Regions from separate parts of the Mus musculus genome. Here all the other regions are linked to region 5. A link is a loop called in an ENCODE intact Hi-C map of the cell type or tissue named here. Cell type or tissue: heart. All regions are shown on one strand.

What was found. Peaks named below come from ENCODE experiments on the same cell type or tissue, not always from the same donor. Only the 100,000 strongest peaks of a DNase experiment are listed, where the experiment ranks them.
Region 1: a loop joins it to region 5, with 2.9 times the contacts of the local background. A loop is called at or near these places in 7 of 42 quality-filtered maps.
Region 2: it touches region 5 in a loop (2.2-fold over the local background); 6 of 42 quality-filtered maps call a loop at or near these places.
Region 3: a loop joins it to region 5, with 3 times the contacts of the local background. A loop is called at or near these places in 5 of 42 quality-filtered maps.
Region 4: it touches region 5 in a loop (2.4-fold over the local background); 7 of 42 quality-filtered maps call a loop at or near these places.

What each region holds. Positions count from the first base shown.
Region 1 is chr14:120,762,215-120,767,214 of GRCm38, forward strand. It overlaps Gm41253 (a long non-coding RNA gene), which reads right to left. Exons shown (of 6, transcript XR_874981.1): 5 at 4,076-5,000; 6 at 1-806. Among named protein-coding and RNA genes, the nearest start is that of Gm25781, 34 kb to the right of the region's middle. In heart, a CTCF peak has its summit at 2,375; a DNase peak (open chromatin) is centred at 737.
Region 2 is chr14:120,400,754-120,405,753 of GRCm38, forward strand. Mbnl2 (muscleblind like splicing factor 2) reads left to right here. Exons shown (of 8, transcript NM_207515.2): 7 at 3,885-3,979. Among named protein-coding and RNA genes, the nearest start is that of Gm26679, 14 kb to the left of the region's middle. In heart, CTCF peaks have their summits at 2,139 and 3,774 (motif pointing left); no DNase peak of the experiment used is centred here.
Region 3 is chr14:120,539,828-120,544,827 of GRCm38, forward strand. All of the region lies in intron 2 of Gm41251 (a long non-coding RNA gene), which reads left to right. Among named protein-coding and RNA genes, the nearest start is that of Gm41251, 9.8 kb to the left of the region's middle. In heart, a CTCF peak has its summit at 3,003; no DNase peak of the experiment used is centred here.
Region 4 is chr14:120,908,786-120,913,785 of GRCm38, forward strand. Ipo5 (importin 5) reads left to right here and starts at 2,409. Exons shown (of 26, transcript NM_023579.4): 1 at 2,409-2,558. The coding sequence starts at 2,469. In heart, no CTCF peak of the experiment used is centred here; DNase peaks (open chromatin) are centred at 2,196 and 2,866; H3K4me3 peaks cover 3,226 bases; H3K27ac peaks cover 2,110 bases.
Region 5 is chr14:120,474,852-120,479,851 of GRCm38, forward strand. Rap2a (RAS related protein 2a) reads left to right here and starts at 3,610. Exons shown (of 2, transcript NM_029519.3): 1 at 3,610-4,189. The coding sequence starts at 3,876. In heart, no CTCF peak of the experiment used is centred here; DNase peaks (open chromatin) are centred at 2,820 and 3,370; H3K4me3 peaks cover 3,224 bases; H3K27ac peaks cover 2,612 bases.

The DNA of each region.
Region 1 (5,000 bases), 290 kb after region 5:
ATGGTGAAAACAGATTCAAACAGATCAATATTTTAGAAAAAAGTGCAATGAGACATGCTCAAGGACTGGGCAGGCATGGCCTGTGACTGTCAGGTGACCAAGCCAGGCCAGCGCCCTTGCAGCAACAGGGGAGACTGGGTGAACCACGGGGTTGGTTTGTTTTCCCACTGGTGTCCTTCACCATTTATTTAACTGTGACTCAGTGAGGTCCAGAAATCTGCAGCGTTTTAGTGAAGTGAAACAAAACCGGATTAACAAACCAGCTCAGTGCCTTTGCTGACACACTGGTAGAATGTCTCGGGTCTTTTCTGCAAATTCTTAGTTTCACATTACTATCATTTGCCATGAGTTAAACAAAGCAACTTTGTTAAATGTGCATAAAAGCATTTGCAGTTGAGATAATAAATAAGTGACTGTTTCCATTAGAGAGCACAACGCCCTGCTTCTAGACTTTCAGCTGATGGCTGATGGATGAATAAATACATCGAAACTATGACAGTGACAGTTCTGAGCTAGTTAAGAAACAATTGCTTGGGGATCAGAAGCGACGAGGCTGAAGAGATGGCTCAGTAGGTCAGAGCAGTTGCCACACAGTCAGGTTTGGATCCCGGCATCCGTATAAATGCTGGAGGTGGCTGCGTACAACTCTAACCCCAGCGCTGTGGGGAGTGAAGACAGGACCGCTGGGGCTTGCTGGCCACCAGTGAGAAAGGAGAGCACGCCCAGTTCCATAGCTGGTCACATGACCGCTTTCAACCACGTGGCAAAGGAACACCTCAATGAGGAAGTGAAATTTCAGCAAATGCCTGAAAGAAGCAAGCAGTGGCCTGAGAATAGACTCCTACATAGAACTACTCAGACTGGAGAAAGCCTGATGTGTTCAGACAACGTGTGTGGTTGGAGCAAAGTCAGCTGCAAGACAAAATGAGCTAATATTTCTCTTCTTAATTAATTAATTAATTAATTACATCTCAAATGTTGCCTTCCTTCCCTCAAATGTTGTCTCTTAGAGGACAGCCCCCATCCTGCATCCCATAATCCAGACACATCAAGTCTCTGCAGAATTAGGTGCATTCTCTCTGATTGATTGAGACCAGAAGTGGCAACCCTCTGTTACTTAAGTGCTAGGGCCTCAGACCAGCCCGTGTGTGCCCTTTGGTTGGTGAGCCAATATTTCAAAGCGTTCTGTGAGAGAGTCAGCATTTACTCCTGTGGCCCTTAGTGGTGATGTGTCTTGACTGCCATCCTGGGACGCAGAGAGCTACCTGGCCTAATCTAGCTCTGGGCTCCATTAGACAATGTCATATTAGGAAACCTGACTCAGTCCCCAACCTGTTGCCTCAGTTGCTTTCTGTTTCTGTGATGAAACACCATAACCAACCTGGGGAGGGAAGGATTTGTTTGACTTGCTGGTCCATCATCAGGAGAAGTTAAGGCAGGAACCTGGAGATAGGTCCGGAAGCAGAGTCTGTGGAACGGCGTTGCTTACTGGTCTGCTCCCGGTAGCTTGCTCTGTTTGCTTCCTTATGGAACCCAGAACCAACCACCTGCCCAGAACAGCGCCACTCGTAATGGGCTAAATATTCCCACATCTATCAGTAATCAATAAAACACCTTACAGGCTTGCCTATGGGCCATTCTGATGAGGGTATGTCCTCAATTGAGGGTTCCCCTCCCCAGATGACTCTAGCATGTGACAAGTTGACCAAAGCCTGGCCAACACGCCCACTCTGTGTTAAAACTCAGCTCTATAATTCCCAGCTGGCATCCGTTCCAGGTTGAACAGCAGTTGTGAGTCATAAGGATAGAGTCCAGGAAGGGGGCCCTGCTTCAGAAATCTAACCTGAAACTCCTAGGAAAGCAGAAGCAAAATGTATCCCACGGAGAACCCACGTCCTTACCGTGATGCACAGCTCATCCAAATAACTGGACAGAGAGAGAGTTTCTGCAGCTGTGGCAGGTTTAACAATGATGTCACCTCATCTCAAGCAATTCACATTTTAAATAGCGTCAGTAAATCCAAAGATGGAAGAACACACTGGCAATAAGGCAGCCATTTGTTCATAAATACGTCTCGATTTCCTTAAAGTGGGGCCCACAAAGGACCCAGCTCAGGGGTAATTGAACTGTGCTGTTCTGGGTGCCTCAGTTTTTTTTTTTTTCAGCAAATTGGCCACTTTCTTTCTAAATGTCCCCCTGGGACTCAGAAGACATTAAACACAATGACGATGCTTGCTGGAGACCATAATCCTATTTCAGGAAGATTCTCTTGGAGGTTAATATGGTTATATGCATATTTTTTCCTCTAAAGATAGCAGGAAATACTTACTTTTCAGTCACTGGTCCAAAAGAATATTAGAGCCCCATCTGGTGGATTTGTTGTTTATTCAGTAAGCAAAATCCTGTTTTCACCACGGCATTATTATACAGCATGCTATTAGCACTTTCAGATTATGTCTCTTAAGACTGGGTTTTGGGAGTTAGTTCCTCCTGCTTAAATCGCTGGATTCTTCTTGCAGCATCTACCCATAGCCCCTTTTATTCCTCCAGGAAACAAACAACATTCAGTCTTCTAAAGCATGAATCATACCACTATGCTTGATGCATAGAAAATAACATTTGAAAATGTGTATGTTAGCACTAGCAGGTGTGGTGATGTAGTACATGACTGTAATTCTAGCACCTAGGAGGTAGATGCAGAAGGGTCAAGAGTTCAAGGCCACCCTCAGCCATTTTGTATGCTTAAGGCCAGCCTGATCCTGTATGCTTAAGGCCAGACCTTATCTCAAAAGGCTGGGAGTGGCTAGCTGACCATACGGCTCAGTCCATAAAGACCTTACTACCAAGCCTGATAACCTGAGTTCAATTTCTGGGACCCACATATGGAAGGAGAGAACAGTATCAGACAAGTTATCCTTTGATCTCTATGTGCACACCAAGGCAGCCCCCACTCTCAATAACAAATTTAACAACAACAACCAAAAAAAAACAAAAAAAAACAAAAAAAAAACCTTTTATCTTTAAAAGAATATTCTAGGGCTGGAGAGATGACTCAGTGGTTAAGAGCAATGATTGCTCTTCCAAAGGTTCTGAGTTCAATTCCCAGCAACCACATGGTGGCTCACAACCATCTGTAATGGGATCCAATGCCCTCTGCTTGTGTGCCTGAAGACAGCTACAATGTACTCATATACATAAAATAAATAATTCTTTTAAAGAATGAATAAATATGCTACCAAGGTAGACATGTTAGATAACCACTGGTATAATCAAATTTTATTAAACAGACCTTACAGGTGGACATAAGAATGACTGGCCAAGTTTCAGAAAGAAAGTGCTAACAGCATTCACGTTCTCAACGCTGGACACAAGGTAAGACTGCTGAGGTGCAAAAGCTGACAGGTGGCAGATGGTTCGAACAAAGTGTTGCTGAGAAAGAGAAAACGCTGCTCCATTACAAAGTAAAGCAAGTCTGAGCTGCACCGAGCTCCTGATAACCTGGGGACGGACGGGGTGGGAAAATTAACTCCAGACTTTTTTAACGTATGAGAACCAACTCACTGAAGTTGAGGTTAGCCAAGTGCCAACATTTTCAGCAGCGTACCTCAGACATCAATACTAACTGTACTCTTAGTGATACAGGATAGGCCAGACAGAACTGCAGGTTGATACCACGTGACTGCTCCAAACCAACCAGGACCAGTGTAGCAGACGCAGAGGGCTGCTAACCAACCTCGCTTCATTTTGTGGCATGTCCATAACATAGGACTTGCACCATTGCCTGCTCTCAAGCACCTGATACCATGCCCTGTTAGGGCAGCCCTTGCTCCCCCCTACCCCGCCCCCACTCCTCCTGCTTCTTGTCATCAATAACCCCTTCGCTATCAAAGCTTACATATAAGTTCAACTACGCATGTCTCGAGAAACCCATCTGCACCACTGGGTCCTTTCCGTAATAAGTTCTTCCTTTACTTAATCTGCCTCGTGTCATCTTGTCCTGGAATTCCTTTCTGTGGCACAAGTCAAGATCTAGGTTTCCCCATCAGAGATCTCTGAAAAGACATGATCGGGCTACCTGGCTGTTAACATCTGCTGCTGCTGCTGCTGCTGCTGCTGCTGCTGCTGCTGCTGCTGCTGCTGCTGCTGCTGACAATCTGAAGTAATGGGTCTGAGATGGAAATGCGACAGATAGAAGAGATATGAAACTTGCATATCATAATGTAACGTGGGCTACACGGATACTTGGCATCACTAGTAAGAAATAGTGAAAAGGGTGAGTCGCCAGCAACCTTCCCAGCACCTATTCCCAATATCGGCATTATGCGGTGTGGCCATCTGCCTAGCTCAGCTCAGCCAATGAGGGGCCAGCTACCCAGCTCAGCCAATGAGAGGCCAACTGCCCAGCTCAGCCAATGGGAGGGGGGCAGCTGCCTAGCTCAGCCAATGGGGGGGGGCAGCTGCCCAGCTCAGCCAATGAGGTGCAGATGGAAATCCCTGAGTCAGGCTTCCAGGATGAAAAGGTAGCACTTCAGGGGAAGGGTTTGCCCCTTCTAGTCACCTTGCCCGTCTTCCTTCCAGGTGTAGAGATACAATGCCCTGAGACACGAGGGCAGCCATTTTTCAGTCACAAAGATGAAAGGCAGATGGAACATGAGTCAGACAAAGGAGAAAGACTCTGGATTTATGGTAAGAACTCAGAGACTGGCTCTGGGTTTGTTATGAGGGAAAATGAACTCCTTATTTAAGACGTTGTGCTTACTCATGGCAAAGGTAATCTAATCAGAACTAATGAAATGTCTATCATTGTAACAAGAGTCGATTCAAGTGGGCATTCTGAGGAAAAAACAAGAACAGAGAGAAAGACGGGAACTTGAGAGGGAAATAACTAGGTTGGAATCATTTATAATCTAGTGAAAATGACATACTCAGAGATGATTTCAACATATATGTTTAGCACTAGGAAGAGAGAGAGAGAGAATTCTGTAAACACTTAGATGCTG
Region 2 (5,000 bases), 74 kb before region 5:
TTAATAACATTTAGAGTAGTATAAATGAAAAGGCAAAGAGTTCAAATAATTAAAACGAAACAGAAACAGAAACTGACTTAGGTGATGGGGGATATGGGGAAACTAAGATGAGATGATTTTCTGAAGAAATGGCTCATACTTTGACACCTGAGGAAAGAAAGAAGTGGCTAAAGAGTATTCTAGATCAGGGGCAGAGGAGCCCAAAATTAGAGTAAAAGTCTAAAGTATTCAGTTGAAAGCAATGAAGGCCCATCCAGATGGACCTCGGTACCAGGGAGGAGTGCTGAGGTCGGGAGGCAGTCAGGGTCTGGGCTAGAAGGGCCTCCATCCTCAAAGCAGCAAAGCCTTCCCAGAAGCAAAGTGAGTGTGCCAGCAGAGTGGAGGCTGGAGCAGAGAGGAGCAGGAGGGCCCAATGGGATGCTATGGCAGAGCTGATAGTAGCAGTGTTGGGATGGGAACTTGCAGAGCAGCAGAAGTCATGGCTAGGCAGACAGGCCCTCGGCGGCTCAGAAGCAGCCACGTGCTGGCTCAGCGGGGAGACGGACCTGGGATGACCATGAGGAAACAGCGGCATCTTACAACAACGGAGGCTAAAGGTCACACAGCGATGGCATTGGTCACATGTTTCCCCATGCGCAGGAGACCAGACGGGAAAGAACACAGCTTAGCGTGTTCCGCCGGAGAGTCTCGTGGAGGAGAGGGGAGGTCAGGAGAATAGTTAGGTAGAGAGACTTTCAGCCTGGCACGGCACAAAACATGGAAGCCATGGAATCAGTGAGAGTTTGGGAATGGATGGCCTGAAACGCTCATAGAAGATCCACAGAGCAGGAAAAAAAAATTAAATAAAGAGGACCCAGGCAGGCTCTAGAAACTCCAGCATATATAAATATTAGAGAGAATTCAGAAGAAGCGTATAGAAGGGTGTGTGTGTGTGTGTGTGTGTGTGTGTGTGTGTGTTTGCGCTCATGTGCGTGTGCACGCACGTGCATGTGTACGTGTCTTAAGAAATCAAAGAAAGAAAGTGACTTAGTGTGCAAAGTGTAGGCAAGTGCCAAAATGTCCCGGAAACTGAGGATGAAGGTGTAACCGTGTTCTGTGGATCTGAGGGAGAATAGAACCAGCTAGAAGGGCATTGAAGGACTGATGGGCAGATGGGAGCAAGGGATTGAAAGCGTGACGCAGGGAACCTTCTATGTTTGTGAAAGTAGAGAGAGGGGGATGGAGGAAGAGAGCGTGCGAGCTGCACGGGAGTTGCGTGTAAGCACATCTGTGTGTGTCTCTGAGTGTGTGCCAAGGTGGATGTACTGCAAGAGAAAGAGAGAGAGAGAGAGAGAGAGAGAGAGAGAGAGAGAGAGAGAGAGAGAGAGAGAGAAAGAGAGAGAGAGACTAGAAGTAGTCCGCTTGGATAGTTGTTTTCTAAATCAGTGATGCCTGGTCAAAATGTAGGTCAGGCAAGGAGGTTCTTATAAACGTGAGTGAGGATATTTAGTTTCTAGATTCACATCTAACATCTTAGCAGGTAGTCCTGAAACCACACCTTCATGACCCTGAGTTTCTAAGAATCCTTATATTGCCTTCGTTTACATTCTGAGGAACAGAGCTCCCAACGCATCTTCCCACCCTCCTGACTTTCATTGCTGTTCAGTCAGAATTTCGTGACACATGTACATCATTAAGACCATTCACAGAAAACAGAGTTCTTCCCTAAGAAGCAGTGACTTTGGCTTCCCTTCTCCCACTAACCCAGACACCAACCAACACTCCCTAACTCTTCGATCCCTCGGAAGCCTCCTTGAAGTGGCCATGATCAAAATCTCTCACCAGGGTCTTAGTGCGGTCCCAGTTTTCCACAGTTACATATATGGCTCTTAGACTTCACTGTTACATGCCACCCCTTTGTCACAGCAAGTCTCCTAGCCAGAACAGATCTCAGACCCATGCAGCAAGTCCATCCAGAAGCTTCCGTCTACATTCCCAGCACCCAGGTTGTTGCTCAAGAGACCCCTGCCATACGCGGCAAGGGCTTTGACTTAGAGGATGTGAAATCTCAACTCACTGTTCTTTTCACCTTTCTATCGACACAACACACATTTCACCGCACTCGGGAGTGTAGCGCACTCTGGCGAGCATCAGCTCTGGCCTGGATTTAGCACGGAACTCTACCTCAGGCCATGTCCTTGGCTCACACTGCACTTGACCTTGGAGGGGTTACTGTGCCTCAGATTTTTTCATCTGTAAAATACCTACTCTCCACCTGACAGGGTTAACTTGATCATGTGTGTAAAATCCTTTGAGGTCTTCAGAGAAGGACACAGTTGCATCATCACATGCCATCCTCCTTAGGATCATGTTGGCCTAGAGTAGAAGGGGAGAGTACTCAAGTACTCGGAGAGTGGGGCTTGGAATCTTATTGGCTTTAAGTAAGTTGGATCTATCTGCTATACTGACGATGTGAACGGCCCTAAGAACTGTGTAAACTAACCTCCTTGTGCTTCGATCTCACTCTGAATGTTAACTCTAAACCGCTAACCTGTTTCTTTCCCTTTTATTCACCTTTCCCTCCCCCCATTGCATGACTTCAGGGTCAGTTTTGTGCATGACACCCGCTACCAGTATTGGTAGGTTCCAACCTTTTTTTATTTGTCTTTTATATGATGTGCAATGCCTTCACTGTTTGACATGTATTTCAGAGACAGTAGAGAATGCTTTAGGAAGTAGATCTGAAGGCTTAATAGCTTTAGAGTTAACGTGTAAGCTATGCTTGTGTATTTAAGAGAGTGATGGTTTTAATGTGACCTCTTAATGCTAGAACGATCACCACAGAGACGTGAAACCACAAGTGCAAGTGTGCTTTTTAAAAAAAATGATTTGTGTTGTTTCTCTTTATAGTTTATCTGGTTTAGCATGAAGCAAGCAGAGGCAGGCTAATTTCATCAATGTTTTAAAGTTTCATAGTGGTGTGTGCCTTTACCTCCTCTTTGCTGTGTGTTAGAGTTATCAGAGTTTCCCAGAAGTATTTATTTTTGGAAAACAATTATACTTGGATGTGTTTTGAGACCAAGTGCCTGAACTACGCTACTTACTTCTCTTTTTAGAGGGCAGACTTATTTTTAATGGCTTTGGTTTTTTAGTTTTGTTTTTGCTTTGCTTATTTTTGTGCCTCCACGTCCATTCCCTTAGATGGGGAATTTTAACAGTGGGGTCTTCTCTCGAATTCAGGACCTTGGCACACAAGTCTGTCTTCAGGGCAGCTGATTCATTTCACTTACAAATTCAGAAAGTCACCACTGGCAAAAATGGATCTGGTTACTTCGTAGTAACCGCTCTAGAATTTACACCAAAGCCATTTCTCTTGCCTCACCTTTTAGTGACCGAAGTAAAACATGGAGCCACTGAAATTCCACCGTTCAGATATGCTTCCAAATTTAAGAGAAAAATGTTTTTTGGTTTAACCACAATTGATTCCAAAGTTCATCCTATTCTAAATTAGGCCCTCTGAGCCTGTGGCGTTTTGGAATTTATGATCAGTCCACTTGGTTCATTGGGTATTACCTATCATGTATTGAGAAGCAGCTGTAGCTATCTATGGTCATGATGCCATCCTCTGAATTGGGAATAGCTCTGTTTTGATCAAAGCGATGCGCTTTGGGCTCTCTGGGAATCACTGATTGTGTTTGAGAACTTCCTTTAACTGTACTTGTAATAAGCTATTTTCCCTTTTTATTTCTCTCCCATGCTCCCTTGCTTTGCACTGTGATCGCATGCCATCTGCTGGTTAACCCATGATGGCTTGCTGCTCTGATATTCACCATGCCAAATACCACTTCTATTACCATAATGCTACACCCTCCTGTTCATTGCTCCCATGGTTCCCCTCCTGAAAGTACCCATGATGCACAGCGCTACGTCCGCCACTGTCTCTGCAGCAACAACTCCTGCAACAAGTGTCCCCTTCGCAGCAACAGCCACAGCCAATCAGGTTTGCTCCTTTTAAAGCTTTTCTTTCACAAATCCCGAACTCTAAATGAGTGCTGATATTTAAAAAAAAAATTCTCGGTGAGAATTTTTTTTTCATGTTTATCCATCCAATTTTATTTTTTAATTAGTTCTATAGCAAGCATTTGTGGACAGGTTGCACTTATTTAGAGTTAACATTTACTGCAAATAATGATGTAGCTATGTTTTGTGTTGCACTGTTTGTTTTCGTACCTAATATTGTGTAATTAACCTGACAGGCTTAAGTTCCTTTTAGTACAGTGTTGCTTACCCGGTGGTTTGTGAGTTACCACACGAGGAACGTAGAACTGTGCCTGTGGAGGCTCCCAAACCAGCTCTGCTTTGATTCGGCTTATTCTGTGGTGGGAGAAAAATGGAAATTCTCCTCCCATACCCTAAGCGTCAAATTTGACGTCCGAATAATTCTCACGAAAACCGACCTGAGTCACAGGTGTTGACTCAGTACACCCTGGAAGATCTGTTCAGATCCGGTGTAAGAGCCACGGCACCCTAAGAGACCAGTGTGCTAGCAGTGTGCCGGGCTCCCACCGCTGGCTTTAGCTGAATATGAGAGTGTACTATGTCGGCTTAATGCATGTGCCCCTCAGACCTGGGGTGCCTCCCGTTGGGGAGAGCCAGTGGGCTGTTTCCTGCTCTGTGGTCACAAGCTGACTGTGTCTCTGACCCTGCTTAGCCAGTTTACACTCATGCTTGTCGGCCACAAGGGATGTGTGTGAGGTGGTGAGCTATGCTCTCATCTCACAGAGGAAAGCACCCCCACATGGAGGCCCTCCCTTCAGAGAATAATTTGGGAGTTTTTTGTTTGTTAGCTTTTTATTTTTTCATTTTGTGTTTTCTTTTAAATAAACTCAACCATGCTGAGAAAAGATGAAAAGGATTTTTTTAAAAAAAAAAAATGTGGGCTGAGACCTTGGGAGGACAGCCAGGCCAATAGGTGAAATGGTAAGTTAAACACAGGGAGAGGGTGTGCCGGAGTGTGGATG
Region 3 (5,000 bases), 65 kb after region 5:
ATAGAGCATACAGTGAGAACTCGGATCAGGAAATATAGCTAACGGTTGACCAATGTGACCTCATGAACCTGAAAGGCTTCTGTCCACAAAGGAAACAGACAGTTCGGAAGAGGCAGCCTGCAGGACAGAAATGCTTTGTCTGGGAAGACATTTAGCATAGATTTATAAGCACCAAGATTAAGAGAAAGGAAGCCCTTGGGAAGAACCTACCCCCCCCCGAAAACATTAGTGTGCACTTCTCAAAGAGGATGTGCACGTACGAGTCCTAACAGTGGCTGCATGTGGGATGCTGGAGACTTTCTGGGATTTTATTGTTCAGCCAGTCTCAAGGGGATTCCTACCCCATAGCATACCTGCATCTCTCCTCTTTATGACACCCAAGATGAATAAAGGCTACAGAGACTCTTCCGATGGGATCACAATCCAATAAAGTAAAACCAGGAACTGCTAGAACTTCACGTGTAGGTTAGGATGAGTCCTTTCACTACAAATGGGGTTCAGGTGCCAGGTCTAAAAGATCATTAGAAGGTAGATCGGCCTTCCGTGGCTGTTGTGTTGGAAGTCTTGGTTCTTGGTGGAGTCTGTAGTGAGACCTCCCATCCTTCCCATGGTTCGCCTGTCTGTCTAGCTACCTCACTAATTAAGCTCACCTTGTTCTGTTTTATTTTTCTGTTTACTTTAAAAATATATTCTCCCATCCATGTTAGCATTCTATTGATGGTGTCCTTGTTCAGGCCGTGGGTTGGCAGCCATGTCAGTAAGACTCCAGGCAAACTAAAAAACACTGAGAGAGACAGAGAGAAAGAGAGTGGGGGAGAAGGACAGGGGGAGAGGATGGGAGGGGGGCGGGAAAGGGGAGGGGAGGGGGAAGAGAGAGAGAATGTCTCCTCCAAGGAAGAGCACACAACCTGGCTATCTATAGCCAAATATTCAACCCTGAAAACATACATGCAAGGAACATTATGCCAACTAACCAGGTTGTATTTAGGATTACATAGATATGAAATTATATAATATATGTGAAATTAAAGAAAAAACCATGAATCTGAAAGAGACATGTGGAGGGGGAACACATGGAACGATTTGGAGGGGGGGAAAGGAAGGTGGAAATGGCATAATTATTTTATGATTTCAAAAATACAAAATCTCAATTCATTAACAGAACAATGTAGTTGCAAATATCACACTAAACAGTATAAAATTATTTTTAGGTATGAAAATAAGTAATGATTGGTAATTCCATGAAGTTCAAATTTACTTCCTTAAACAACAATTGCAGGAAAAAATTCTAACCCCAAACTAAATCTCACTAAAAGAATTAAAAATTAGTGGGCTGACAACGTGAATTCCATCCCTGGAGTTCACGTGGCAAAAGGAAAGAACCAGCTTCCATAAATAGTCCTCTTACCTTCATATATGTCCTATAGCACACACTCACACACACACTCACACACTCACACACATACTCATACACACTCTCACACATGCACACACACTCACATGCACACTCACACACACTCACATGTACACTCACAAGCACACACACACACAAGCTCACACACACATGCACACACACACATGCAAACACACTCACATACTCACAAGCACACACACTCCAAACATGCACACACAAGCACACATATATGCCTACACACACACACACACACACACATACATGTATATACACATACACCTACACACACAAACACATGCACTTACATACAAGCATGCACAGAAATAAATAAAAGTTACCTAGGAACACAAGACAACTGGAAGCCGTTTGTTTAGCCGTGGGCTGGGATGAGTGTGCTTCAAGAGGACAGGGGAATCCCTAAGAGTTGACCAAGTAGATGATCTCACCAAGGCAGACCCTTAGTGATCGAATCACTAAGCTAAGGCAGATTTCTGCAGAAAAGTACTTAGGCCCCTGAAAGAGCATCACTGTGTGAGCTAAAACAGACACTGCAACTTCTGTTACAGCCTCCTCTCTTGTTTTACAGAGTTTTTCATCTTAGAGATTCAACAAAGATGAACAGCATCTCACAAGAAATCCATCCCCACGTCTCACCCTGTCCATTTTCTACCACGCAACTAGTAACCAAACATGGGCCAGCCTACCCGTGAGACTGGGTGAGGTCAGGTGTCACGGCCGTGACTTTCTGTTCTCTTTCTAGTCAGACTTCTGTCTCAAGAACTCACCTGCATGGGCACATCTTTAAGGGAACTTCCCGTTACTTGAATTTGTTATTGGGTCACATTGTGGAAGTTGGTGATGACCCACGGTGACTTCTGTGCAGCCCCTTCAGAACCTTGCAGTTGTCATTTCACCTCCGAGTTATAAGGCCCATGGAGGTGCTCTCAGGCCTTTATTCCCATTGGTCCCTTTCTGGAATGTCCTCTCCTTCTCTCCTCCTCTGCCACCTGAGGAGTGACAGTTCATCCGAGTCCCAACTTCTGATCCACTCAGGAGGAAATGGATTTTCTCATGAGCATGCTATTTGTCTTGGTTTGAAGTTTGATTGTCTACAACTCTTGGTTTGTTTTCAATCACAGAGCCAATGAAGTTAAAAAAAAAAATTCAAAACTGTGTCAACCATTAAAACAAAGGGAAATCAATTTCAATATCGTCTGTTAGTAATGTCCTGCATTTGTGGCAATGAAAATAATATCCAAAGCTGTATTACAAAAGAGGATGTAAATAATCTCGTCTGTGTACTAAAATATGTGTGAATTGTGTGTAATAGAAGCTTGACAGCACAGGCGTGGAAAGCATTTGAAAGGGGGCCCATCTGTTTTTCTAGGAAGTGGGATTGGGTGTGTTGGAAAGATTAGGGACTTTCACAATATTAATCGTTTCTTCGCCGCTTGATTTTCTTTTAGAACGAATCCTTTGTTTAAGCAAGTAAACAGACCCATCTCCCACTGTGTATTGGAAATCTCTAGTTCATTCGAGGTCAGCTATGTTCCCTTTAGAAAGTGTTTGTCATACTACACAGTGGCCTCTTGAAGGCCAAATGCAGTCATCGAATTAGGAATTAGCGTTAAGAACTGGAGGTTGGCAGATTTTTACTCTTGGTTTGTTTTTTTTTTGTTGTTGTTGTTTTGTTTGTTTTTCTTGGAAACAAAACGATGCTCAAGAAAAACTCACAAAATGTAAAAAGTTACAACCTGTGACTTCATTGCAATAAGGAAGAAGTGGCCATTTGCCAGCATAGTGCCCTTTTATCAGGAGAAAACTGGCCCTTTGACCCAGTCTTTATGCCTCCCTCTCCCGATAACTCCCTTTCTAACACCTTCCCTCCTGGGTTGAAAGTGGGTATTGGGCTCATGGTTTCAGCTCATCATAGCAAGCAGAGCCTGGGAGAGACAGCTCGGCTATGGTTGATGGGAGCACGTTTTAGAGGTTGTGGTAAACCAGGAAGCAGAGTCTGGGTGTAACCTCAAAGAATGACCCCCAAGTCCCCCATTCTAAATGTCCTACAGCCTCTCACCAACTAGTGAACAAACACTTAAAACCTGAGCCACTTGGGGATGTCTCCATTCCAACCTCAACACCCTGGCATTTTCTGGCTTACTAGTCTACCTTATAACTCTTAATCTTCTTCATTTTTTATTAATGTGTGTATGGTGTATTTGTGAACACACATACGGGGAGCTACCCCAAAGACAAGAAGAGGGTGTGGATCCCCTGGCTCTGGAGTGACAGGTGGCTGTGAGTTGACCTTCATGGGTGCTAGGAATCTCACTCCGGTAGTATTCTTTTAAAATACTGTATGTTTTTGTCTCATTTTTCTTTAAGAGTATTTAGCTATGTTAAGCTAAAAAGTCTATTGAACTAATTGGACAGTGCAGCAGATAATAAGACCCTATATTTTATTTCTGACTTTTCATTTCCATGTGTGTCCATGAACTAAGATACTAACTAATCAGCCATTCCCAAAAACCTTAGGTTCATCTACACTTTCCAATTGCATGCGGTATTCTCATTTTAACTGTTCTTGGTATACATGAAGAAAGAGGCAAAACCTGGTTGAAGTGTCATTTTACAATTGTTGTTGACTGTAGATTGACCATCAGACCATCTGCACTCGCTTCACACTTAATTAGAAAGTATCGCTGCCAGGCCACGGCATAGTCAAAGCAAAGTCTTCCTAAAGGGAAAGATGGAAATTATAAATTCTCCTGCATATGGGTCATGTCTGGACCACCTTAACTTTTGACGTTGCTGTGACTTCCAGAAGGACAATAGCTTATGGTATTTCTGTTTTTGCTTGGGGGAAGTTGAATCAGCCTGTGTATCACTTCCTTCCGAATGCTATTAATCCAGAGTGGAGTGTCGGAAGGAATACAGATCATCTTTTGTAAACAAGTTTATTCTGGTCTGTGCATGTAAAGCCTCAGACACTAAAAAGAAGTGCCCGGGCGTGATTTTCCCTTCCTTTATATTTGTCTCATGTACTTTATTTCTAATCCACTGATATTGAAGGACTTACTGACTGCCATTTACTAACCAAGATATTCCTCACAGGAAGGCCTCCCCACTGGCTTTCTTTTATGAAAAAGTTGAGCCACACACTTTGAATGAAGGACTTAGAATGACAAGAATCTGATGACAATAATGGCTAAGGGAAAACACCAGGCTACCTCCTATCAGAAGGCCGTCCTTCACTTAAGAGCATTTAATGGTGTCACTTCTGCAGTATTGAAGAAACAACAAAGGTTGCCGAGAGTAGAATGTATATGTAAGTGTGTATATATGATGTTCGTGTATGCGTACCAATATACACATACATACACTAACCCAGATTCTAAGCAGGAAGTAGCTCTTATCACCAAAGGACTTCCACATCCCTGTCCTATGAGGTCAGAGCAGGATGCTGATCGAAGATAGTGCAGCTGACAGAAAGAACAGAGGCAAGACCTCACTCAAAGAAACTTGCAAAGCCAAGGAAAGAAACAAACTGTGTCCTTTTGACATTCATGCAAAGAGACAACATTGC
Region 4 (5,000 bases), 430 kb after region 5:
AGCAGTGCTGTCAAGCCCAGGACCTCATGCATGCTAGGGAAACACTCTACCACTCATCTACATCCCCCAACCCTGCATATATGCAATGTATAGATTCGGCTCTCAGCAGAGTCTGGGGAAAGGCACTGGGATAAACACTTGGAGTCGAGAGCCAGCCAAGATTTTTATAACAGAATCTGATTTGTGGGAAAATCTATAGTTTTAGCTACGACTATATATATTTGCAAGCCTCTAGGTAATTTGTCTTATTTCACTGTTACCTAGTTAATTAAAAATTGGTTACCCAGGCGCAGTGGCGTATGCCTTTAATCCCAGCATTTGTGAGGCAGAGGCAGGTGGATTTCTGAGTTCAAGGCCAGCCTGGTCTACAGAGTGAGTTCCAGCACAGCCAGGGCTACACAGAGAAACCATGTCTCGAAAAGCCAAAAATAAATAAATAAATAAATTTGTTAGTATGTAATTCCCCAATTTAAGAACTCTGAATGAGTAATTCATGTCCTACCCCTCTTTCTCTCTCTCTCTCATACACACACACACACACACACACACACACACACACACATCAAAATTAAAAAAAAAAAAAATCGACTCCAAACTAATGTCGGAAATGGTCTGACCTTGAAGAAAACAAATGTGGCCAAAGAATGAATTCAAGGTAGGAAATCAGTTCTACACAATAGCTTTGCTGGCCTCCTGTAGAGAAAGAATCCCGCCAGTGTGGCAGCTAATAGTAGAGGGGGTGACTTTCTCCACAAATCAACTAAATGCCACTGTAGAAACCGGGACTGGTTCCCACAATTCCACGTGATCCCAGGGCTTCTGGCCAGATTTTGCATGACCTGACCATGGATGATGTAAGACCAACCTTTAAAATCACCCAAGAGAAAATATTTAATACTTTCAAAATGCACAATTGCCAACAAGAAATAAAAAACTTCAACATAAATCCCATGAGCTGCTGAGCTGTAGTTACAGGCCTCAGGCTGTGGAAACCTATTCCTTAGGAAGTAGTCGAGTCCTTTTGACACAAGACATACATCCCCCTTTTCACCTGCTGTCATCCTCAACTTGGGCAATGCTTTGGACACACAGTAGGCTTTTAACTGAGTCTGGGCAAACAGGAGCTGGGATAAACTTGGGAGCTGAGAGCCAGTCAAGATTTTTACAACAGAATCTGAATTGTGGAGAAAGGTCTCCCCTCTATAGGTGTAGCTGCAACCCTGATTACGTTCTGCTTTTCTGGAGGCCAGCGCATCTATTTTGTAGAACTAGTTTCCAACTGGGGATGCTCTTTCATTCTTGGGCCACATTGTTTTTTTTTTTTTTTCAGTGTAGGACCATTTCATACATTATTTTTTTCTTTTGATATGAGCATTTGAGTCTGTGGACATTAGACATGATTCTGAATAGGACATGATTCTCAAAGTGTTTCAGTTTGAGCTCTGCTCTCTCCTGTTTAGGCAGTCCCAGATAGAAAGATGGGCCAACGCTGGTGTTTAAGCACTAGAGTTTAGGAGGTGAGAGGGAGGCAGCCTCTGGTCCCCTCCATGCTGGCACGCATCAACTATCAATGGATCGACCACGTTAGGGAGTGGCTCATGACTTCTCCCATCCTTAGAGAGCAAGGAAGCTCCAAACACCAGGATGGGTGGCAGTTCCCGGGTGGGGAGCGTGCGTGATTTGATCCGGGACGGAGAGGTGCAGGGGGGAAGAGTCCGTGATGAGCAACCCCTCTTCCGGGACAGTCCCTGGACGTGAGTCACAGGACAGAGGAGGGTAGGGACCGCCTGAGTCACAGGCTGAGGGGGACGACACGACACCACAGGGCCAGACAGATGGAGGGGTCTGCAGAGGCGGGTGTGTGTATGCGTGTGTGCTCGCTGCTGGGGGGATTGGGATGGGGTTAGGGAGGGGGGTCCCGGGGCCCCAAAGCCCTAAGGCGCGGCTACGCGGCGGGCGGCAGGGAAAGGGAGTCCAGCCAGCCCGCGGCGCCGAAATCTCCCGCGCTCAGGAGCTGGCCCCTCCTCCGGGCCCGGCCTCACGCCCCTCGCGGCGGCCCAGCCGGATCGGCTCCTCCCAACCCGCGCCCCGGGAACCCCAACCTCGTCCTAACAGCGGCCCTCTGGCCGCCACACACGCCCGCCAGCCCCGCCTCCCGGCGCGCGCTGGAGTGACGACACCGCAGGGTGCGTGACCAATCGGCGTGGCCCTCGAGGGGGGGCGGCCTCGGGCACGCCCCCCGCGCCGCGAGCCAATGGGACGCCGGCGTCGGCGGCCGCGGCCGGGTGAGAGGGCGCGAGGCCCCGCCCCGTCCTCCCTCGGCCCCCTCGGCCCCGCCCTTCTCGCCCGGCCCCTCATCCCCGCGCCGCCGCTGGTGCCGGTCGCCGCGCTGGGCCCGCCCCCAACCCTCCCGCCGGCCCGCCAGCGCGCCTCACAGCTCCCTCCTTCTCTCTCTCACGCCTAGCGCAATGGCGGCGGCCGCGGCGGAGCAGCAACAGTTCTACCTGCTCCTGGGAAACCTGCTCAGCCCCGACAATGTGGTCCGGAAACAGGCGGAGGTAAGCGAATCGGCGGCCCCGGCGCGCCGATCCTTCTCCTCCGCGGCCGGCCGGCTGGCCCTGGGCGCTCGTCGGCCGGCCGGCCGAGCGGCGCGGGTCGGCCCGGCTGGCGGACAGCGGCCCCGCAGCCCACGTGCGCGCCTCCCGCCCGGCCCCGGCCCTTCCGGCCCGTGCAGCGGCGGCGGCGCCGGTTGCCTCGCCGCCGACCCGCGCACACGTGCCACCGCGCCTGACGCGCCCCGCCCGCGGGCCCTGCACCCCAGCCCTGCTCTCCCTCCCCGCGTGGCCCGCCAGCCCTCGCGGGCGGCCAGACCCCGGCAGCTCCTGACCCGTCCCGCTTCCCCCACCACCCCAGCCGCTCCCTTCCCCATCCCAGCTCAGGGAGAACGCGTGTCCTGCCTGTCGCTGCCTTACGGCGTCTTTCCCCCGAGCCCCTTTCTGGTTTCTAAAAGGAACTGCACACGCCGGTCCCTTCAAGATCGTGTGAAGTTGCCTTTGAGGGATCCCTGCTTGACCACCTCGCTCTGCTCTTCTTCCTTCGAATCTTGTTTGATCTCTAGAGATTTGGGCTTATAAACGGGATATACTGGGGGCTGTGGCTGTCTAACTGGGCCAGTGCCATCTCTTTTTCATATAACACAGATCGTTCTCAATCAGTCTTAGATCAAGGGTTCCATTTCAGATACAGTTATAAGCCCATTTGCAAGCTAGCAATAATATTATTAGCTCACTAGAAGACGGAAGATACATTGTTAGTGTTGAAGCTCAGATTTTTGTGAGGTAATTTCTAGGAAAGTTGATACGTGGAGCTCCTTACGACCCATGGGTCTGAAGTTTTTTAGGAGACTCTGAGGATGTGTGAATAGCTTTACTTACAAAGCAAAGATGTCTTTTATATATAGCTAGTGACGTTGACATGTCTTGTACTTACCGACCTAAAGTTGGGAGCTGTCTTTTAAAACAGTTGCTAATTTCGCTTTGAGTAGAATGGATAATCTGGCCACACTTAGATTTTAGTAAGTAAAGAAGTTGGAGACTTAACTTCTGTGTGAAATGGTGCTTTAAACTATGTCCTTCTTAATGGTGCTTTTAATTTTGGGGGGAGGGGAGATAGCGATGTTTGGCTCTCTAGTTTACACAGGCCCTTCAAACCTGTGGCAGTCCCCCAGCCAAGTTTCCTGAGCGCACCAGTTCCCATGCCCGCCTTATTCAAGTAATATGCAGTGTATAGGGGGAAATTCAAAGGGTACAATTCTTAATCCACTCTCCACGTTTATTTCATGAGCCTTCCTTGAAAACGTATCTTTAAAAGCATTCGTGTATACATTATGTTACCTGGGTGGATTTATAGTATACATAGTTCTGCAAATTGAATTTTCCCTCAGTTTCTTTCACATTGTCACCCAGAAGACCATACATTATATAGATAGGTGCATCTCCCTGTGAGTGAGTAATCCGATACTTTTAGTGCGGTCCAAGAGTACTGCACATAGAAATAACGTGTATACTTGTCTGGACGAAGGTAGTATATGTATGTAAAAGTATGCGTAAAAGTAAACTTGCAACAGTTTCCACTTAGGATATGATGATGCCTAAACATTTTGATACTTTGTGCAAACTCGAGGTAATTTTTTTAAACCAAAGCAAGTTCTTAATCCCACCCTATAATAGAAATTTCCATGTGTTGCAGAGCAGAACTGCTTTGTAATTAGTAAGCTAGTTTAATTCTCCCCCTCCCCTCCAGTTGCTTAAGTCTATTGTCAAGCCTGGTGGGGAATCGCTCTTCTATTGAACTAAATACCAGTGTCCGGTTCAGCTTGAATTCCAATTTGGTGCCTGTTGTAAATCTTTTTATCTCTTACATCCCTTTAGGGATCGTTAGTAGCATTCAGCGCATTTTCTCATAAAGAACAATCGGAAATAAGTACTCTTTGTCTCTATTCCTAGTGGAGATATTTAGGTACTACGTTTTTCCTTAATATGTCCTGAGAATGTATATAGAAAGTGAGTACTGCGACACTGAATTTTCTTAACTTGGCAAAAGAGCAAATTCGGGGTCAGGGTGGTCCTTGATACCATATGGTATAATAGTAAGTTGTAAATAAAACTTCCTAGAAAAACGCCAAAAAAAAAAAAAAAAGGCACAAAAGCTCCTCAATTTGTTTGGGGAGATTTATAAGTAACCCAAACAAGAGGACATACTAAGTCAGATGAAACAACTATGAAAATACTTTATTGAAGCTGAACAATTGGCATGGGCTCCGAGAATATATTTGTAAATTTATTCAGCCAAAATAAAAATACTTAGTCTACAGGGTCCTGGCTAAGGTCACTGTTGCTCTTACAAGGAGGTGAACAGTGTAACTCACATTGTTACAACATACATTGTTACATTTTGTTGAAGTGGTCTAAAGACTTAAATTTTCTAAAATGTTTCTCCTT
Region 5 (5,000 bases):
CATGCAGCCTAGGCATGTTTGAATTTTGAACACTTTTGTGCTTAGAAATCCTGGTAATTGGGTTTAGAGCTATACACCACCACATTCTACCCTGACGCCCTTCTAATTATAGCAACTCACCTTTCAAGCAATAGTCTACATGCCACCACAAACCAGGACTGTATCCTCATCCAAGCCATAACAGGTAAGAAAATATATTCCTGATCATAATTTTTGTTTTATATATTAGTAACAAGAAAGCAACAAACAAACAAAGAAACAAAACAAAACAACTACTTTCATAAGATGAAAAACAGGCCTGTCAGAATGGGAAACAGACAGACTACAGATACCACACCATAGGCTGCCATCTTTATACCTCATGAAAATGTAGAAAGGCTTATGAAATGTCAGGGAGAAAAGCCTGAGAAATGCTAGGACATGTGACTAGCAACCCACCCACAACTTTGTGACAATGTCTATTATGTTTACTTTAGTTGACAGACTCCCAACTCTGGGGGAACTAGGAATCACAAAAAGATTTGCTTAGCTCCTGGATCCAAAATCCTAAGACAAGCCCACACCACAGACCACTGCCTATCTAGATTTTCAGCCCACACAGTACTAGATAGATAGACTATGCACTAGACAGTGCATAGATAGATAGACTATAGTAGACAGTGAATAGGTAGACTATGTACTAGACAGTGCATAGATAGACCATGTAGTAGGTAGGGCACAAACTACCCAATAGTTACTTCAGTTGCCAACTGAACAGGATGAAAATGCACCCAGGGCAGTGGGGCACTCTGGGGCATGTCTGTAAGGAGTTTTCAGAGGAGTGGCTGAGGGCAGGGAAGAAGAACCTTGAATGCATTTCCACCCACCCCACCAGCTAGGGTACTGGACTGAAAAAAGGGGGAAGAGGAGAACTGCCATTCAGAACTCCCTTCTTCCAGAGTGTCAGAGATGTGAGTGAACAGCCTCCCACTCTGGCCACAGGCAGCTAGCCACCTAGTGCCAAGCCATTCCAACCACTGCAGACTCTATACTGTGAGGCATGGGTGAAAGCAAGCTTTTTCCTTCAAGTTTCTTTTGTCAAGTATTTGGCCACAGCAGTGAGAAAAGCAACCAATGCAGGTTGTCATATTCACAAAAAACACATGTTTCTAGGCTGTATTTAATCCCCGTGACACCTGAAAATGTTATCACTCATACAGTTTGAATTGTACCAGAAGCATTCTGCTTTTCCTTGGGAAAACTATAGCTGCTACGGAGCAGAAGTAGTCACAACCAAGCCTGTCTTACAGAAAACCACTCTGTCTTACAGAGTCATTCAGACATGAAGCACACAGGGAAGCTCCCTCAACTTTAGTTCACTACCTTATATGAGTAGCTTAGACTGAGAGCAGAGCCTCTTCAGTTTTGACTCCCGTGAAACATTCCTGATGCTTCCCCCTACAGTTTCTTCACTGCCTGTTCTCTAAGTTTCAAGTTCTCAAACTTCCATAGTATATAACTGAGAAGTCACGACTGACCTGAGCTATATTGGCAGCCTTCCGTATCCATGCATCCAAACAGCAGCGATTCAAAATTATTGGGGGATGGTGTACTGTACTTAGCATGTAGATTTGTTATGAGTCACTCCCCCAAGGACTGTATAACCATTAGCCTAACGTTTGCAAAATATTAGGCATTACAAGGAATCTAGAAAGAACTGAAATGTGCAAGAGAGCATGTAAGCTAAGTCCAAATATGCCACTTCATACACGGGATTTGAGCATTTGCAGGATTTTGGTTCGGGGGTGTCCTGGAACCAAGCATCCATGGATATGATGCAAGGAGAGATGGTAGTTGACATTTTTTAACTTGACAAGGCACTTGCTCTAAACTGTTTTCAATAAAAACTTGCAGTTATGTTGTAGCTAGGTAATTCAAGCATATAAATTCTTAAATGTTCAGAAACAATAGGCATTTGGGGGACTCCTATATCAGAATACATTTTTGTACTTTGACAAGTGACAGAAAAGATGGCAAAAGAATGTCCCTCTGTTAGAAGAACCCAGACCGAAATCCACTCTACAATGACCTCTGTAAGAAATCAGAATGGTGGAGAGGTACACCAAGCTCTGACAGAACTGAAAAAATACAGCCTTCTGAAAAGTGTGAGGTAGTTATGGTTAGAGTTGTCATTTCAAGGACATGGTTTAATGAAGATAAATGCAACGAACAGTTATTGCAGAGGGTGTAAATTTTCATGTATTTGCGATTGTGGCTGGGAGCGTATGACGAAGATTCGGGGGCCAAAGATACGCTGGTTTACAACGGGGTAGAAAATACACATTTGAGGAGGCATGATCGGAGGACCACAGCAACTGCTGCCAGATGGATGTCTCCTGAGGGACCGGAAAATTTCTCACCCTGAAGACAAAAGTCCCAGTTTTCTCGATTCAGCCCACGATCCAGCCCGCATCCTCTGCCACCACTTCCATGCCCATCTCCAGGCAGAATGCCACGGAGGCGACGTTAGAACAGAACTCATCCCTCTTGTCTGCCAACGCAACCCGCTCCGGTGCCAGAACACCAGGGGGTCGGGCGCTCGAACCCTGCCCCTCCCAGTTCCCCAGCAGCCCTGCACTGTCTCCACAGTGCAGGTTTGATTGGCTCCGCCCAGCCCTCTGTCACTCCTCAGTTGGCCTACGATTGGGTACCAGGCCGTGCGCAAGCGCAAACTCTCAGCCCCTCCAGGCCCCGGAGGGGAGTTGGCTCAGTCTATCACTGGGTCTTACACCAATTGGTTAGCAAGATGAGACGCCTTTTCATTGGTCAAGAGTGGTAGTCTAGAGTCCGGACTCACAATCTGATTGGCTACAGTGAATCCGAGCTTCCGCGCAGACACCCCCGCAGGCTGTTGCTGAGATGTTCTGGGGTCTCCCGACAGTGGGGGGCGGATCCGAGCTCCAGGTTTTCCAGGCGCCCAAGGCTGTCTACCAGCCCGGGGGGAGGAGCTCGGCTTACGTCAAACTCGACAAGGGCGGGGCTAGAGGGCGGGCCGGTGACGTCATCGGGCGCGGACCGGGTTTGCGTGTAGCCTGGGCGCCACGGACTAGCCGAGCTTCGATTTGCTTGTGTAACTCATGGCGGCGGCCCTTAAGGCTCACGTCGTTACGTATAACGGGATCAAGCCAAAGCTCTCCGAAGGCTGACAGGCTGAGTCATGTATGTCAGCCATAGGCCGGCCCGTCCTGAGGTCCCCAAGCACGGTGCGCACGGCTTCCTAAGCCCACGGTCCCTCCACCGTCACCTCCCGCAAACCCCCGAGCGTGGGCGTCTGACGTTGCCTGCCTTCGGGCGGAGGAGAGCGCGCAGACGCAGTACGGAGGCCGGTCAGGCTGGGTGTTGCCGGGTGTCGCGGAAGCCGGTCTTCTCTGGAGCGCGCGGACGGTCGCTAGGCGACGGCGCGAGGGGCGGGCTTTCTTATAGACCCCTCCCACCCGGCTGGCTCCGCCCCGGGCAGCGCTGCGGCTGGGCTCGGGCGCGCGCTCCAGCGCTGGGGAAGCGGCGGCGGCGGCGGCAGCAGCGGCGGCGGGAGCTGGGCGTGGAGGCGCGAGGGGCGGGGCGGGCGGCATTGCGGGCCCGCGGTTCGGGCGGCTCCGGCTCGAGGTCGAGCTCTGTTGCTGCTCTCGCCCTCGGGGCTGCATCGTCCTCCCGCTTGGCCCGCTCACAGGGCCGCGCACGACTCGTTCAGCTGCAGCCCCGCTGCCGGCGCCCGGGGCGCTGCCGCGGCCGTGAGCCGACGAGTCCGTAAGGGCGGCGGGGCCGCGGGGTCGGGGCGCGGCGCGCGGGCGCAGGTCTATGTCGCGGGCGGCGGCGGCGGCGGCGGCCGCGCAGGGACGATGCGCGAGTACAAAGTGGTGGTGCTGGGCTCGGGCGGGGTAGGCAAATCCGCCCTGACCGTGCAGTTCGTGACCGGCACCTTCATTGAGAAATACGACCCCACCATCGAGGACTTCTACCGCAAGGAGATCGAGGTGGACTCCTCGCCTTCGGTGCTGGAGATCCTGGACACCGCGGGCACCGAGCAGTTCGCGTCCATGCGGGACCTGTACATCAAGAACGGCCAGGGCTTCATCCTGGTCTACAGCTTGGTCAACCAGCAGAGCTTCCAAGACATCAAGCCCATGCGGGACCAGATCATCCGCGTGAAGCGGTGAGCAGAGCGGGGCACACGGGGCTCGGTGGCTGCGGCGATCCCGGTCCTTGGCTTGCCCGGGCTACACCACCTCCTCCAGGGGCTCAGATTTGTGGGCTTTGTTTCACAAGTGAAATTGGGCATCCTGTTAACCCTCAGCCCAGCCCTTTGTCTCTAGGACGTTGGTAGCGCTTCTTCGGGACCCTAGAAAGAACAAAGTTTCAAACTTGCAAGGAAAGAAGGGATGAGTAGGTGGGCGCTAGGGAAAGGGGAGCTGTCTTAGTGTAGGCACGCCTGTGAAGAGTGAGCGCGCGCTTAAATGCACCCGTAAGAGGTTTGACAGCCGAAATTTGTACATACATATCTTGTGACAGTGTCAATACTAAGTTAGGGGGGACCTTTCTCGTTGCGGAAAAGATTAAATGTTGCCAGGAGGTTGGCAGAAATGGATTAGTGCAAAACTTTAAAGACACATTGGCAAATAATTTGAAGACCACACAACATTCAGTTGGCTTGGCATATAGAAGCACACTTGTGACATTTACGCGGAGAGCGTGCAGATTCAGTTCTCTTTCTCTCTTAAAAGCTAGCCTCCTCATCCCCCCCCCGCACCCCCCCCCCGAAAAAAAAAAGAACAGGGAAGGAGGCTATTCTTGGAAAACAAACAGAAGTTTAGTCTGAGTTCTGGCTTGTGTATCAGCTAATTTAAAGTTAATGCAAAAAAAAAAAAAAAAAGAAGAAGAAGAAGAAGAAGAAGAAGAAGCAAACAAGCTTTTTCCTGATATAAAGTGTTCAAAGGATGTATTTTTGCATGTGGCTGGTGACCTGA